Linked DNA regions of Homo sapiens: all the other regions are linked to region 3. A link is a contact called in ENCODE Hi-C or POLR2A ChIA-PET data. All regions are on one chromosome and are shown on one strand. The core of a region is the stretch at or near the end of the contact, and the rest is flanking DNA. Distances in the headings are between cores, read along the strand shown.

Evidence for each region. A loop is a pair of places that touch in the nucleus more often than their neighbours do. ChIA-PET counts read pairs that join two places held with the same protein, here RNA polymerase II (POLR2A). Pooled maps may share reads with other maps.
Region 1: a pooled map shows a loop between it and region 3 (4-fold over the local background). The contact joins the promoter of HSPA1B here to the promoter of HCG27 in region 3. A Hi-C loop is called at or near these places in 1 of 37 single-sample maps with no recorded cell type and 8 of 50 pooled maps. POLR2A ChIA-PET finds 5 or more read pairs at or near these places in 2 of 52 experiments (CD4-positive, alpha-beta T cell and GM12878).
Region 2: a loop to region 3 is called in a map of CD8-positive, alpha-beta T cell, with 9 times the contacts of the local background. The contact joins the promoter of GNL1 here to the promoter of HCG27 in region 3. A Hi-C loop is called at or near these places in 1 of 168 maps with a recorded cell type or tissue (CD8-positive, alpha-beta T cell), 1 of 37 single-sample maps with no recorded cell type and 6 of 50 pooled maps. POLR2A ChIA-PET finds 5 or more read pairs at or near these places in 1 of 52 experiments (H1).
Region 4: a pooled map shows a loop between it and region 3 (6-fold over the local background). The contact joins the promoter of LINC02569 here to the promoter of HCG27 in region 3. A Hi-C loop is called at or near these places in 1 of 37 single-sample maps with no recorded cell type and 6 of 50 pooled maps. POLR2A ChIA-PET finds 5 or more read pairs at or near these places in 2 of 52 experiments (OCI-LY7 and activated B cell).
Region 5: a loop to region 3 is called in a pooled map, with 2.8 times the contacts of the local background. The contact joins the promoter of DHX16 here to the promoter of HCG27 in region 3. A Hi-C loop is called at or near these places in 1 of 168 maps with a recorded cell type or tissue (gastrocnemius medialis), 3 of 37 single-sample maps with no recorded cell type and 9 of 50 pooled maps. POLR2A ChIA-PET finds 5 or more read pairs at or near these places in 1 of 52 experiments (OCI-LY7).

Annotation. Positions count from the first base shown.
Region 1 is chr6:31,826,468-31,829,167 of GRCh38, reverse strand. It overlaps HSPA1B (heat shock protein family A (Hsp70) member 1B), which reads right to left and starts at 1,430. Exons shown (of 1, transcript NM_005346.6): 1 at 1-1,430. The coding sequence starts at 1,217. RefSeq lists enhancers at 409-1,037, 1,038-1,667, 1,691-2,502.
Region 2 is chr6:30,555,131-30,557,988 of GRCh38, reverse strand. It overlaps GNL1 (G protein nucleolar 1 (putative)), which reads left to right and starts at 1,500. Exons shown (of 12, transcript NM_005275.5): 1 at 1,500-1,858; 2 at 2,269-2,434; 3 at 2,798-2,858. The coding sequence starts at 1,786. It overlaps PRR3 (proline rich 3), which reads right to left and starts at 694. Exons shown (of 4, transcript NM_025263.4): 1 at 539-694. The coding sequence starts at 644. RefSeq lists enhancers at 527-1,091, 1,092-1,656, 1,657-2,222.
Region 3 is chr6:31,196,318-31,199,017 of GRCh38, reverse strand. It overlaps HCG27 (HLA complex group 27), which reads right to left and starts at 1,258. Exons shown (of 2, transcript NR_026791.1): 1 at 1,136-1,258. RefSeq lists enhancers at 1-395, 2,533-2,700.
Region 4 is chr6:30,514,975-30,517,737 of GRCh38, reverse strand. It overlaps LINC02569 (long intergenic non-protein coding RNA 2569), which reads right to left and starts at 1,472. Exons shown (of 2, transcript NR_149088.1): 1 at 1,127-1,472.
Region 5 is chr6:30,671,685-30,674,398 of GRCh38, reverse strand. It overlaps DHX16 (DEAH-box helicase 16), which reads left to right and starts at 1,393. Exons shown (of 20, transcript NM_003587.5): 1 at 1,393-1,764. The coding sequence starts at 1,558. RefSeq lists an enhancer at 1,082-1,678.

The sequences.
Region 1 (2,700 bases), core at 181-2,680, 630 kb before region 3:
GCCGTCTCCAGCCCCAGCGACAGGGGAGCCACGTCCAGCAGCAGCAGGTCCTGCACGTTCTCGGACTTGTCCCCCATCAGGATGGCCGCCTGCACCGCCGCCCCGTAGGCCACAGCCTCGTCGGGGTTGATGCTCTTGTTCAGGTCGCGCCCGTTGAAGAAGTCCTGCAGCAGCTTCTGCACCTTGGGGATGCGGGTGGAGCCCCCGACCAGGACCAGGTCGTGAATCTGGGCCTTGTCCAGCTTGGCGTCGCGCAGAGCCTTCTCCACGGGCTCCAGGGTGCTTCGGAACAGGTCGGAGCACAGCTCCTCGAACCTCGCCCTGGTGATGGACGTGTAGAAGTCGATGCCCTCAAACAGGGAGTCGATCTCCAGGCTGGCCTGGGTGCTGGACGACAGGGTCCTCTTGGCCCTCTCGCAGGCGGTGCGCAGCCGCCTCACGGCTCGCTTGTTCTGGCTGATGTCCTTCTTGTGTTTTCTCTTGAACTCCTCCACGAAGTGGTTCACCAGCCTGTTGTCAAAGTCCTCCCCACCCAGGTGGGTGTCCCCGGCCGTGGCCTTCACCTCGAAGATGCCGTCGTCGATCGTCAGGATGGACACGTCGAAGGTGCCCCCGCCCAGGTCAAAGATGAGCACGTTGCGCTCCCCCTTGCCCGTTCTGTCCAGGCCGTAGGCGATGGCGGCGGCCGTGGGCTCGTTGATGATCCGCAGCACGTTGAGCCCCGCGATCACACCCGCATCCTTGGTGGCCTGGCGCTGCGAGTCGTTGAAGTAGGCCGGCACGGTGATCACCGCGTTGGTCACCGGGTAGCCCAGGTACGCCTCGGCGATCTCCTTCATCTTGGTCAGCACCATGGACGAGATCTCCTCGGGGTAGAATGCCTTGGTCTCCCCCTTGTAGCTCACCTGCACCTTGGGCTTGTCTCCGTCGTTGATCACCTGGAAAGGCCAGTGCTTCATGTCCGACTGCACCACCGGGTCGCCGAACTTGCGGCCAATCAGCCGCTTCGCGTCAAACACGGTGTTCTGCGGGTTCAGCGCCACCTGGTTCTTGGCCGCATCCCCGATGAGCCGCTCGGTGTCCGTGAAGGCCACGTAGCTGGGGGTGGTGCGGTTGCCCTGGTCGTTGGCGATGATCTCCACCTTGCCGTGTTGGAACACCCCCACGCAGGAGTAGGTGGTGCCCAGGTCGATGCCGATCGCCGCGGCTTTGGCCATGCCGGTGCCCTGCTCTGTGGGCTCCGCTCTGAGACTGGGGGCTGGAAACGGCGGACGGGATCCGCGACAAGAGCTCAGTCCTTCGGAACGCCGGAAACTCAACACGCCGGTGCCTGCAGCCGCACAGGTTCGCTCTGGAAAGCCTTGGGACCGCGGGAGTCACTCTCGAAAGACGAAGCGGACCCTCGCAGCAGCTCCTCAGGCTGGCCGTTTTCCGGACCGCGCGCCCCTCGGCTTTTATAAGTCGTCGTGGAGACCCGCCTTTCCCCTTCTGAGCCAATCACCAAGCTCGATGAGGCTGCCAGGTCGGGAATATTCCAGGGGTTTCGCCTCCCGTCCTGCCCCCCAGCCTTCCTTGGACCAATCAGAGGGCAGGGTGCCGCCCTCTGCTCAGAACTCTCCAGAGTCTTCTGGGATTCACTGGAGGGGACAGGGGCCCTGAGAGAAAGGGGGAGTGGTGGTGGGAAGGGTGTTGGTCTCCATGGCGATGCTGGCCGCCTGCCCTTCAGTAGGTAATTGACAGGAAGGGCCCGCTCTGGGCGGTGCGAGATTGGTCGGATGACTTTGGAGACAACCAGAACCCGAAAGTTACCTTGTTTCTCGAAGGAGGCGGTGCATCGATGTGCCTGGGAAACTCTGATTGGACTGTGTCTGTGAAGGACGGAGCAGCCTTGGGTCCTTTCTCCGAGGCACCTAATGGCCTAGTCTGCCTGAGAAACGGACCGGCTCTCCCGGATGTTTTTTCCGTCTTAATGGGAAGGAGAAGGAAAGAGATAATGCAATATAGTTTTTGACATAATCTTTAACCTACAAGGATAGAACAACTGGGAATAGGAGCCTTTAAATTTTCACAAGGAAAGCAGTTGTGTAAACAGGCAGTTCTTAGCAAGACAGGGGCACCCATCCAAGGAGGAAGGGAGGCGCTGGTCGGGTAATGGGAGCAGTGGGTCCGCCGCACCCCTGTCCCCGCCCTCAGCCGCTCCCCTCAGCTGCAACCAGGAGTTAGAAAAAAATTTTCCTTAGTATGTAGGCCGTCCTTAAGGCATTTGGGATTCCTCCATTTCCCTCCCCATTCCTAGCTTGGGGTCTGGGACACCTCCTTCCTACTTTCTCAATTCCTGGTTCACTCCTGGACGGTGTGTAGAAGTAGGACCTCACAGTCCCGAGTAAGATTTTCTGTCTGTCCCTGAAACCCCTAGGCTGTTACCGTTTTTAGGTCAAATTTAACAAGATGGTGACCCTGGGAGGGAGGTGCGGGGGGTGTTTAGCTCTCTTTAACATCACATACTACAGCTGTTTGGCAGGTGGCCCTCTTTAAGCAAACTGTGTGGAGTGATGCTGGAAAGCAGGAGGGGTTGGGACCCAGGTTCTAGTTACTAGCTCCTCTTAACACCTCAGGTTATGTGTCTTAAGTTTGTTGTTTTCGTTTTGAGACAGTCTCGCTCTGTCGCCCAAGCTGGAGTGCAGTGGCGTGATCTCGGCT
Region 2 (2,858 bases), core at 251-2,750, 640 kb after region 3:
TTCTGCAAAGCTGTTTCAGGGTTTGCAAAAAGTAGATATTCAATCAAAGGGGATAATGCAGGAAAAGATACTGACAACTTTTTTTCTTCACCGTACCGTCGCTATCCAAAACAACCTAAGTGTCTCCAGACATGAACCAATCCCTCACCTTAACTGCTGGCCAGAGGACTAGTTTAGAGAAAGCTGCACCTGTACCTTTTCAGTCAAAGTCTGGATACAAACTGTCATCCCAGTCATCGCAATCTGCAACATCTCTACTACCCCTTTCCCCTACTGTTCTGCGGCTGCGCAAAAGAGCTCTTTATTCTCTCCACCCCCGCCTTCTCCAGAAAGGTCTGGGGCCGTATTGAGGTTGATGGTTCCAGTAAGAGAACTCCTGGTTCAAGGCTCCATTTGGGAGAGCCCCACTTCCATCCCTCCCCAGCGCGTGCGCCCTTCCTCCTTCCGTTACAGCCCCCTCCTTCGCACCTTATTAGCCCCTAGCCCCTTGCCCGGACGGGCTTGACAGGCATGTGCACATCCCTCCCAGACCCCTCACCGATGGGACTCCCATCCTCCTCATCTCCAGTCTCTTCCCGCTCGGGCAGCGGGGGCTGCTGCTGTGTCGGTGGCTGGTGATGATTCTGCTTCTTTCGTTTCGGCATCGTGTCTGCGGCAATGGCTGCAGCGGGATTTGGAGGGTAGTGAGGAAGGGGCACGCGGGGATTCTGTTTCCGCTTCCGGGGGGTCGGTGGGCAGCAATGCTGAGGCTCCCGCCATTCCACTTCCGGAAGGTTGCGGAGAACATCTGCGGCGGCCGCATTCCGGAGCCAACTGCCTCCCTCCGTCTCTGCCAGGCATGGCGGCAACCTCACACCTTCCCTTTGCTGCGTTTCTATAAATGCTTTGAAAAAATTACTCTTTTCTTCCCTCGCTGGAAAACACCACAACCAGCTCCTCAGAGTGTGTCACAGAGTCAACAGGCTCTCGGGCCAGAGGGCCTGAGAAGAGGACTGTCGCACCGTAAGATCGCCACATCCGGTCCTCGGTTACTATGGTAACAGCTGCAGGCACAACTTCGTGCCCTTTGACCTCCCCCCAAAAGTCCTTGTCCCGCTTGGGTTTCCCTTCTCGCCCGCTTTTGCACTTATGATCTGTAAACCTGCTCCTTATCATCGTTCCCACAAGGAATTTGGGTCCCAACAGGTCGGCACCCAGGACTCTCAGACCGCCGCCCTCCCCTAAAGACCTCTGACCGTGCCCCCGGTGTAGTCCAGCAACCTGGACGCAGTCTCGGCTTTCCACTAAGGTCAAGCCCGGGGCTTTGTAGTATAGCCTCAGCGTGTCCACGCCCCCTCTCCCCTAGGTAGTAGGCCCCGCCCTCCGCTCCGCCGCCCCCTCCAGGTGAGTGGTAGGTTCTCCCGGGAGCGCAAGGTAGTGATGACACGCGCCCCCCCTCCTCCGAACGCGAGTTGGTAGCGTCCGTGACGGAGTTAGCCTGGTCCTCCCACGCGCGCCTCCTTCCTCGCCGCCGGGGCGCCCTCTCGGTGCCACTGGCTCTCACGTGCCAGTAGCCCACCCCGCATCATCCTCTCGCCTCGCTCCTGGAGGGAAGTGACTATATCTCCCCCGTCCGCCTTCCATCGCCGCCGCGGCGGTAATTCTGTCGGGCCCGCCCGCTGACGTCACCTGCTAGCCCCGCCTCCTCTAGGGTCCCGGGCCCCTGCGGCGGGGGCTGCCCCGGGGGGCAGTCAGTTGAGGCGGCGGGAGCTCGGCGGAGGGCGGGCCAGGTGACTGGTCCGGGCCATGCCGAGGAAGAAGCCATTCAGCGTGAAGCAGAAGAAGAAGCAGTTGCAGGACAAACGGGAGCGGAAGAGAGGTCAGTGCGGGAGCGGGAGGAGGGGGCGGGGCTCGGGCTTCCGCACATCTGGAAGGAGGGGTGTGCCCGCTGCACCTCTGGGGATCGTGGGAGGGGGTCGTGGGACCGCGTCAACCCTCGCGGCCTATCGCGGAGGGGATCCCCCACCCCCCCTACATCTGGAAGGGGTGGGGAAGGATGGAGAGTTGGGGGAGGGGAATCCCTCCAGCTAGCACGGGGCGCCGTCCCCACTGCTCCCTGAAGGAGTGACTCCCCCCACGCACATCCGGGAGGGTCCCAAATAGGGTGTCTGGGAGGACTGAACATCGGAAGAAGTTGAGTGGGATGAAAGGGAGTCAGGCCGATGGGGGAGAGGGTCTTATGGCCCCTGAGAGCTGGCCAGCACTGGCGTCACCGGCCCCTCCCCGCAGGGCTTCAAGATGGGCTGCGCTCCAGTTCCAACAGCCGCAGCGGGAGCCGGGAGCGGCGAGAGGAACAGACCGACACCTCGGACGGGGAGTCTGTGACCCATCATATCCGCAGGCTTAACCAGCAGCCTTCTCAGGGGCTGGGTCCACGAGGCTACGACCCAAATCGGTGAGGGTGGGAGGGGGCGCTGGTCCCGGCTTTCCCGCCTACCCGGAAGTCAGAGCTTTGGGGGAAAGCGGGCTGCTACTGGTGAAGACGGTGGGCCTGGGATGCCACAGTTCTCCGCTAGCCACTCGGCTCCCCACAGCGGGCCACAGTCTTCCTTTCCAGAGGGGCTGGAGAGAGTTGGGCTTTTAGAAGGAGAAGGCTGAGTATTGCCTGAAAGAAGGACTTGGGGGAAGTCTGACTTGAGAGAGGAGACTTGAACGACTCTGGAGAGAATGGTTTGCGAAGTTGATTGTACAAGAGGGGAGAAAATAGGAGTTTGTGGCCACAGGATTGCTCTGGATGTCTCGGTCCCTGTTCCCTTAGATACCGACTGCATTTTGAGAGAGACAGCAGGGAGGAGGTAGAGAGGAGAAAGAGAGCAGCC
Region 3 (2,700 bases), core at 9-2,508:
GCAGTTGTGGGTTAATCATGGCTCACTGCAGCCGCGACCTCCCCAGGCTCAGGTGATCCTCCCACCTCAGCTTCCGGAGTAGCTGGGACTACAGGCATGAGCCACCTCACCCGGCTAATTTTTTGTATTTCTGGTGGAGAAGGGGTTTCACCATTTTGCCCAGGCTGGTCTTAAACTCCTAGGCTCAAACCATCTGCCTGCCTCACCCTCCCAAAGTGCTAGGATTACAGGTGAGCCACCACACCCAGCCAACTGCCTTTATTTCTGTAAGAGATATTTCCCGGCCAGGCGCGGTGGCTTACACCTGTAATCCCAGCACTTTGGGAGGCCGAGGCGGGTGGATCACCTAAGGTCAGGAGTTCGAGACTAGCCTGGACAACATGGCAAAACCCCGTCTCTACTAAAAATATAAAAATCAGCCGGGCGTGGTGGGGGGTGCCTGTAATCGCAGCTACTTGGGAGGCTGAGGCAGGAAGAATTGCTTGAACCCGGGGGGGTGGGGGTTGCAGTGAGCCCAGATGGCGCCACTGCACTCCAGTCTGGGTGACAGACCAAGACTGTCTCAAAAAAAATAAAATACATAAATAAATAACAATAATAATATGTAAGATTTGTCCCACGGCATTTTGAGGTGATGGCAGGCAGAAATAAAGCCAGTCCCACCCTTTCTGGGCTAGGGAAAGCTGAGATGGTCTTCGGCTCCGGGTGAGTCACTCCCCAGGGTCCAGGCCTGGCTGCCCGTTCCCCTCCCCCTCCAACCCACCTACAGCCCCTTCTGCTCTGCCCCATCAACTACATTTTCTCCCTCAGCACTCGCCTTAGATTCCTGGACCCACAGCACAGAGGCGACCTCCTCCTTGCAGACTTTAGGCGCCACTGCGGGGTCCGGAAAAAAAAGAGAAACGGCCCAGCGCTGTCACTTACATAACCCAGGGCGGGGCTGCGCTCGGCGACCGCAAGCGTTTTGAATTCTGCGCCCCAGAGTTCACTGCGAGGACTGGGATCACCCGTCACCCCGCCCTGGTCTACGGAAAATGACAAGTGTTTACTGATATAGAAACGGAATAACGGCGCTGTGGGCTGGGGTGGGCGGAGCTGCCTTCAGGCTTCTGGTCTCCAGCGGCGGGGAACTCACACCTGCCGCTGTGAAAATGCAGACCCGCGGGGCAGTAATTCCGAGTCCAGCCTGGGGCGCGATCTGGAATCTTGACTCGCTTGAAACACCACGACGGATTCGGAGACAGGTGAGTAGAGAAATGAGCCTCAGCCCCTCCCACGGGCCGCCCACGGATTCCAGGATCCGGAAACTCTTCCTGCTGCTGCGTCACCCCAGGAAGGCAGCGCCCGCCTCTGGGCAGTTCTGATGGAAACTGGCTTCGCCGCCCAGAGGAAAACCCACAACTAAGGGGCCAAGAAAAAGCCTCCATGGTCCCGCCCTTTCAGTGAGGATCCTAATTTATACCCCGAGTGTGGCCCCCATCAAAGTCTGCAGTGACAGCCGAGCGCGGTGGCTCACGTCTGTAATCCCGGCACTTTGGGAGACCATGGCGGGCGGATCACTTGAGGTCAGGAGTTCGAGACCAGCTTGGCCAACATGGTGAAGCCCCTTCTCTACTAGAAATACAAAAATTAGCCGGGTGTGGTCGTAGGCGCCTGTAGTCCCAGCTACTCGGAGGCTGAGGCAGAAAAATGGCTTGAACGCGGGAGGCGGAGCTTGCAGGGAGCCGAGATCGCGCCACTGCACTCCAGCCTGGGCGACAGAGACTCCATCTCACACACACACAAAAAATGTAGAGTGACGTTCACTGAAATGATACTAGACCAGCGGGAGGGACCCAGAGCGCTGCGGTTCACAGAATGCGGTGACAGCGCCGCCTCGCGTCCTTTACTTCAACTGCCCCAGGCAGACGTGGTCACGTGTGTTGGCCTGGAGGCTGGAATACACCGGGGTCAAATGCAGAGTGGAGAAAGGAGGGAAGGATGGGAGGACGTGTTGAAGAAAGACAGTAAGAGCTAGCGCTATGGTTCATATCTGTAAAACTAGAGTTTTCGGAGGCGAGGCAGGAGGATCGTGTGAGACCAGGAGTTTGAGGTCGCAGTGAGCCGTGATCACACCACTGCACTCCAGCCTGGACGACAGAGTGAGACCCTGCTTTTATATACTTTTCATATTTTCTGTAATTAAGCAAGTTTTGTGTCCGGAATTGGTGGGTTCTTGATCTCACTGACTTCAAGAATGAAACTGTGGACCCTCGCGGTGAGTGTTACAGCTCTTAAGGTGGCGCGTCTGGAGTTTGTTCCTTCTGATGTTCGGACGTGTCCGGAGTTTTTTCCTTCTGGTGGGTTCGTGGTCTCGCTGGCTCAGGAGTGAAGCTACAGAGCTTTGCGGTCAGTGTTATAGCTCTTAAGGCGGCACGTCTGGAGTTGTTTGTTTCTCCCGGTGGGCTTTTGGTCTTGCTGGCTTCAGGAGTGAAGCTGTAGACCTTCACAGTGAGTGTTACAGCTCATAAAAGCACTATGGACCCAAAGAGTGAGCAGTAGCAAGATTTATTGCAGAGCAAAAGAACAAAGCTTTAGCAGTGTGGAAGAGAACCCGACTGGGTTGCCACTGCTGGCTCGGGCAGCCTGCTTTTATTCTCTTATCTGGCCCCACCCACATCCTGCTGATTGGTAGAGCCGAGTGGTCTGTTTTGACAGGGT
Region 4 (2,763 bases), core at 223-2,722, 680 kb after region 3:
AAAAATAAAGAACGAGACCAGGCACGGTGGCTCACGCCTGTAATCCCAGCACTTTGGGAGGCTGAGGTGGGCAGATCACGAGCTCAGGAGTTTGAGACCACCCTGGCCAACATGGCAAAACCTTGTCTCTACTAAAAGTACAAAAATTAACTGGGCATGGTGGTGGGTGCTTGTATTCCCAGCTACTCAGGAGGCTGAGGCAGGAGAATCACTTGCATCTGGGAGGCAGAGGTTGCAGTGAACCCAGATCGCGCCACTGCACTCTAGCCTGGGCAACAAGAGTGCAACTTCGTCTCAAAAAAATAAATAAAGAAAAATAAAATGAAACCTCCAATTAAAAGGAGAAATTCAACCAGGTGCAGTGGCTCACGCCTGTATCCCAACACTTTGGGAGGCCAAGGTGGGTGGATCGCTTGAGGTCAGGAGTTCGAGACCAGCCTGACCAACATGGTGAAACCCCATCTCTACTAAAAATACAAAAAATTAGCTGGATGTGGTGGTGCACACCTGTAGTCCCAGCTACTCGGGAGGCTGAGGCAGGAGAATTGTTTAAACTTGGGGCGTGGAGGTAGCAGTGAGCCGAGATCACGCCATTGCATTCCAGCTTGGGTGACAGAGCGAGACTCAGTCACAAATAAATAAATAAATAAATAGGCCAGGTGCGGTGGCTCACGCCTGTAATTCCAGCACTTTGGGAGGCCGAGGTGGGCGGATCACCTGAGGTCAGGAGTTCGAGACCAGCCTGCCCAACATGGTGAAACCCCATGTCTACTAAAAATACACACACAGACACAAAATAGCCAAAATTAGCCAAAAAATTATAAATAAATAAAATAAAAAGATAAGTTGCACACTCAGGAGGCTGAGGCAGGAGACTCGCTTGAACCCAGGAGGTGGAGGCTGCAGTGAGCCGAGACCACGCCATTTCACTCCAGTCTGGGCGACAAAGCAAGACTCTGTCTCAAAAAAAAAAAAAAGACAAATTCAGCAGAAGCATTGCTTGAGTAACACGGAAACTCAGAACCAGGAAACTGAAGGCGGTTACTCCACATACATCTGGGGCAATAAGTGAGCTGTTCCAGCGCGGCTTACGCTGTGGGCGGAGGCGGGCAGGAAATTCACTTACAAGTCTGTGCCAGGAAACAGGAAGAAGGTGCCTCCTGTGATACAAGATACAGACGTAGTCTCCTATCCAGGAAACAGGGACAGAGCCGCAGACCAGATAAAGATACGACCAACATTTTTCATTAAATATTCTCAACGGATTATTTACATTTTTTCTAGAAAAGTAAAATTTAAACCTGAATACATTTGATAACTATGGAATGTGAGCATTCACGTATGCTTGTGACCTGGTTCCTCTACGCTTCAGGGGTCGCCCTGGTCCCAAAGCGCTTCCTGCCGCTCCCACTTCCTCTGTTTTCACCGGAGGGGCAGCCACAGTTCTCGGCTGAGAGAAACTCGGTCGTTCTGTTTACCTCGTGAATGATTGGCTACAGATCCCAGAGAGGAAATAGGGACCCACCCCTCAGTTGTTATGCAATCTGGGGCGGAGTCCGGGGTCCATAGCCTTTCTGAGGGTAACCTGAGCGGGAGAAGTTGTTGCGCCTGATCTCAAACAGCCTTTCGCACGGAAAAGGATTCCTAAAAGTGGGGTTACTCCTCCACAGCAATAGCGTCCTTAAAATAGGGGCTCCCGGCTGGGCGCGGTGGCTCACCCCTGTAATCCCAGCACTTGAGAGGCCAAGACAGGCGGATCACCTGAGGTTGGGAGTTCGAGACCAGCCTGAACAACATGGAGAAACCCCCTCTCTACTAAAAATACAAAATTAGCCGGGTGTGGTGGCGCATGCCTGTAATACAAGCTACTCGGGAGGCTGAGGCAGGAGAATCGCTTGAACCTGGGAGGCGGAAGTTGCGGTGAGCCGAGATGGCGCCATTGCACTATAGCCTGGGCAGCGGCAAGAGCGAAACTCCGTCTCAAAAAAAAAAAAAAAAAAAAAACTATATATCTATCTATCATCTATCTATCTATCTATCTATCTATCTATCTATCTATCTATCTAGGCTGCCGGTGAGGACGTGAGGCACGTGCCACTGAGCCACTGAGAATTTACCCCCCTGGGCAAGTCTGTGAGGCCAGGGCCCCTAGGGAAAAAAGCCTTTCCCAGATTTTAGGGCTCATATGCCTGCAGTGGGTTGGTAGGGATCGGGGAAGATGATGAGGTTGGGATAAGGAAGTGGTACCAATAGAAAGACTAAGCAAACCAAACCAAATCAAACTTTCCCCTTTCCATCCCTGTCCTCCTCTTTGCAATCCCATTTGGGTGGCTGAAGGCAGACCCTGACCAGAGCCATCCTTGCCGGCTTCTTTTGTCTTGCTCTGTGGGGAAACGAGTGAAGAAAAAAGCAGAAGGAAAGGCAAGTGAAATGGAGCCCTCTGTGAAGAACTACGACTAGGGTCACACAGAGCAAAATTCCTAGCCTTCCTTTGAGGAGTAGCCGTATTTCCATTTAAAAAGGACCCACTTTATGCAAGATTCAGGGCTGGGAATTGGTCCTTCCTGCCTCAAGAATTTCAAAGACTTCTAGAGGAGAGTGTCCAAAGACAGACAAGAAAGTGGCCAGTGCCCTGAAGAAAGTCAGGGGGTCCAGGGGAGTGTGAACCCTGAATATCTGAGACAGGTCTCAGTTAATTTAGAAAGTTTATGTTGTCAGGGTTGAGGATGTGTGTCGGTGACACAGCCTTAGGAAGTCCTGATG
Region 5 (2,714 bases), core at 144-2,643, 520 kb after region 3:
CTTTGGGAGGCCGAGACGGGCGGATCATGAGGTCAGGAGTTTGAGACCAGCCTGACCAACATGGTAAAACCCCATCTGTATTAAAAATACAAAAACTAGCTGGGCGTGATGGCATGTGCTTGTCACACTTGTAATTCCAGCTACTCAGGAGGCTGAGGCAGGAGAATCACTTGAACCTGGGAGGCGGAAGTTGCAGTGAGCCGAGATCGTGCCATTGCACTCCAGTCTGGGCAACAGAGCGAGACTCTGTCTCCAAAAAAAAAAAAAAAAATTCTCCTGTCTCAGTCTCCAGAGTAGCTGGGACTACAGGTGCACACCTCCACACCTGGCTAATTTTTTGTAGAGATGGTGGGGTCTCACCCTGTTGCCCAGGCTGGTCTCAAACCCCTGGTCTCAAGATATCCTCCTGCCTCAGCCTCCCAAAGTGCTGGGATTACAGCAAGAGCCACTGCACCTGGCCTTGCTTACTTTTAAATAAGCAGCCACCAGTGATTTTCTCAAGCTGTTAAGCAAAAATGCAGAACACAGTTTGCCTGTTCCTTAGTTTGGAGATTTTGTCTTTAACAACTTTCCCCAGTTCCCCAGTTTCTTCCTGCCTAGAGGTCTTCCCTTATACCTGACCTGTCTTCACTCCTGCTGCAGGCAAACCAGTCCTAGCAACGGTCACTTTTTTGTTTGTTTGAGACAGAGACTTCCTCTGTTGCTCAGGCTGGAGTGCCGTGGTGGGATCTCGGCTCACTGCAAACTCTGCTTCCCATGTTCAAATGATTCTCCTGCCTCAGCCTCCCGAGTGGCTGGGACTACAGGCGCACACCACCACGCCAGGCTAATTTTTATATTTTTAGTAGAGACAGGGTTTCGCCATCTTGGCCAGGCTGGTCTCGAACTCCTGACCTCAGATAATCCGCCCGCCTTGGCCTCCCAAAGTGCTGGGATTACAGGCATGAGCCACCGCGCCCGGCCAACAATGCTAATATGTTTTATGAGCATGGACCCGATCTTCCAATCTGAAATAGAATTTCATTCCTCCCTTACTTTGTATAGTTTTTGGCTCTATAAAATTTCCATACTTTCTTTATTATGTATCCTGTCCCTCCCCCACCGCAAAATGTAAATTTGGTAAGGAACTTTTGATTTGTCCTCTGCTATATCCCAGGGACGGAAAGCAATGAGCACACATTAGGCATCCATTAAATTAATTTCACTTGTTGAATGAATGCGTGAGCGAAGCACTCACAGACTGACCATCAGGGGGCGTCAGAGAAACTGGACAGAGGCGAAATGAAGAAAAAAGAATTACCCCGAGTTTTCAGGTATGGTTCCGCGAGGTTTGAACTCGCTCGGCCACCGTAGTGCTTAGAGGCCGAAAAAGTACAGCCCCTTCCGGGCTCCGCGGTACGGGAAGACAGCTTTGGGATGTCGGAAGATCCTAGAGGTCCCAAGGTAGCTGACTTGCGAAGCTGAGGCTCCAGCCGAGGGCTCCAGGCCTCTGACCGGCCCAGCAGTGAGCGCGGCTGCCCGACGCTTCAGGGCCGGGAGCAGGGAGCGTGAGTCGCCATGGCGACGCCGGCGGGTCTGGAGCGCTGGGTTCAGGACGAGCTGCACTCGGTGTTGGGGCTGAGCGAGCGGCACGTCGCCCAGTTTCTGATCGGTACCGCACAGCGCTGCACCTCTGCCGAGGAGTTCGTGCAGCGCCTACGAGACACTGATACCTTGGATCTCAGTGGGCCGGCCCGGGACTTCGCCCTGAGACTCTGGAACAAGGTGTCGGCAGGGGTGGGGAGGGGCCCTGTGATTTGTCCCGGTGAGGCTGGCCTAACGGTCCATCGAGAAGTTAAGAAAGCTCAGTTCACAAGCACTTATTCTTTGTCCGTTGTCGCGTAGGTACTGTGCTAGCTGCTGGACGCCCAGCTCAGTGGAGAAGATTGAGGAGGGCTTAGGTGTGTCGGGTTAAGCGCAATAGAACGGTGTTTCTCGAACTCTTAACATGCATCCAAGGTTCTTGTTAAAATGCAGATTGCGATTCAGTAGGGATCTTAGTTTCTGCATTTCTTTCTTTCTTTTTTTTTTTTTTGAGAGACACAGTCTCGCTCGCCCCGTCGCCCAGGCTGGAGTGCGGTCGTAAGATCACGGCTCACTACAGCGTCGACCTCCCTGGTTGAAGCGACCCTCCCACCTCATCTTCCCCGGTAGCTGGGACTACGGGCGCGCGCCACCACCCCCGGCTAATATCTTTTATTTTTATTTTTATTTTTAGAGATGAGGCCTTGGTGTGTTGCGCAGGCTGGTCTCTAACTCCTCAGCTCAAGCAATCCTCTCTCAGCCCCCTCAGAGTGCTGAGATTACAGGCGTGAGCCACCATGCCCGGCCCCCCTCATCTTCTGAACTTCCTTTCAGTCGTTTAATTAACAGAGGGGGCCGGGTGCAGTGGCTCACACCTGTAATCCCAGCACCCCGGGAGGCTGAGGCAGGAGGATTACTTGAGCCCAGGAGTTCGAGACCAGCCTGGGCAACATGGCGAAACCTTCGTCCTACAAAAAAATTAAAAATTAGTTGAGCGTGGTAGTGTGCACCTGTGTTTCTAGCTACTTAGGAGCCTGAGGTGGGAGGATCCCTTGAGCCCAAGAGGGACAGAGTGAAACCCTGTCTGTAAAAAAAAATAAAAAACCCCATTCAGGATGATGAAGATGGGGTGAAGCCATGAGGAAGAAAGA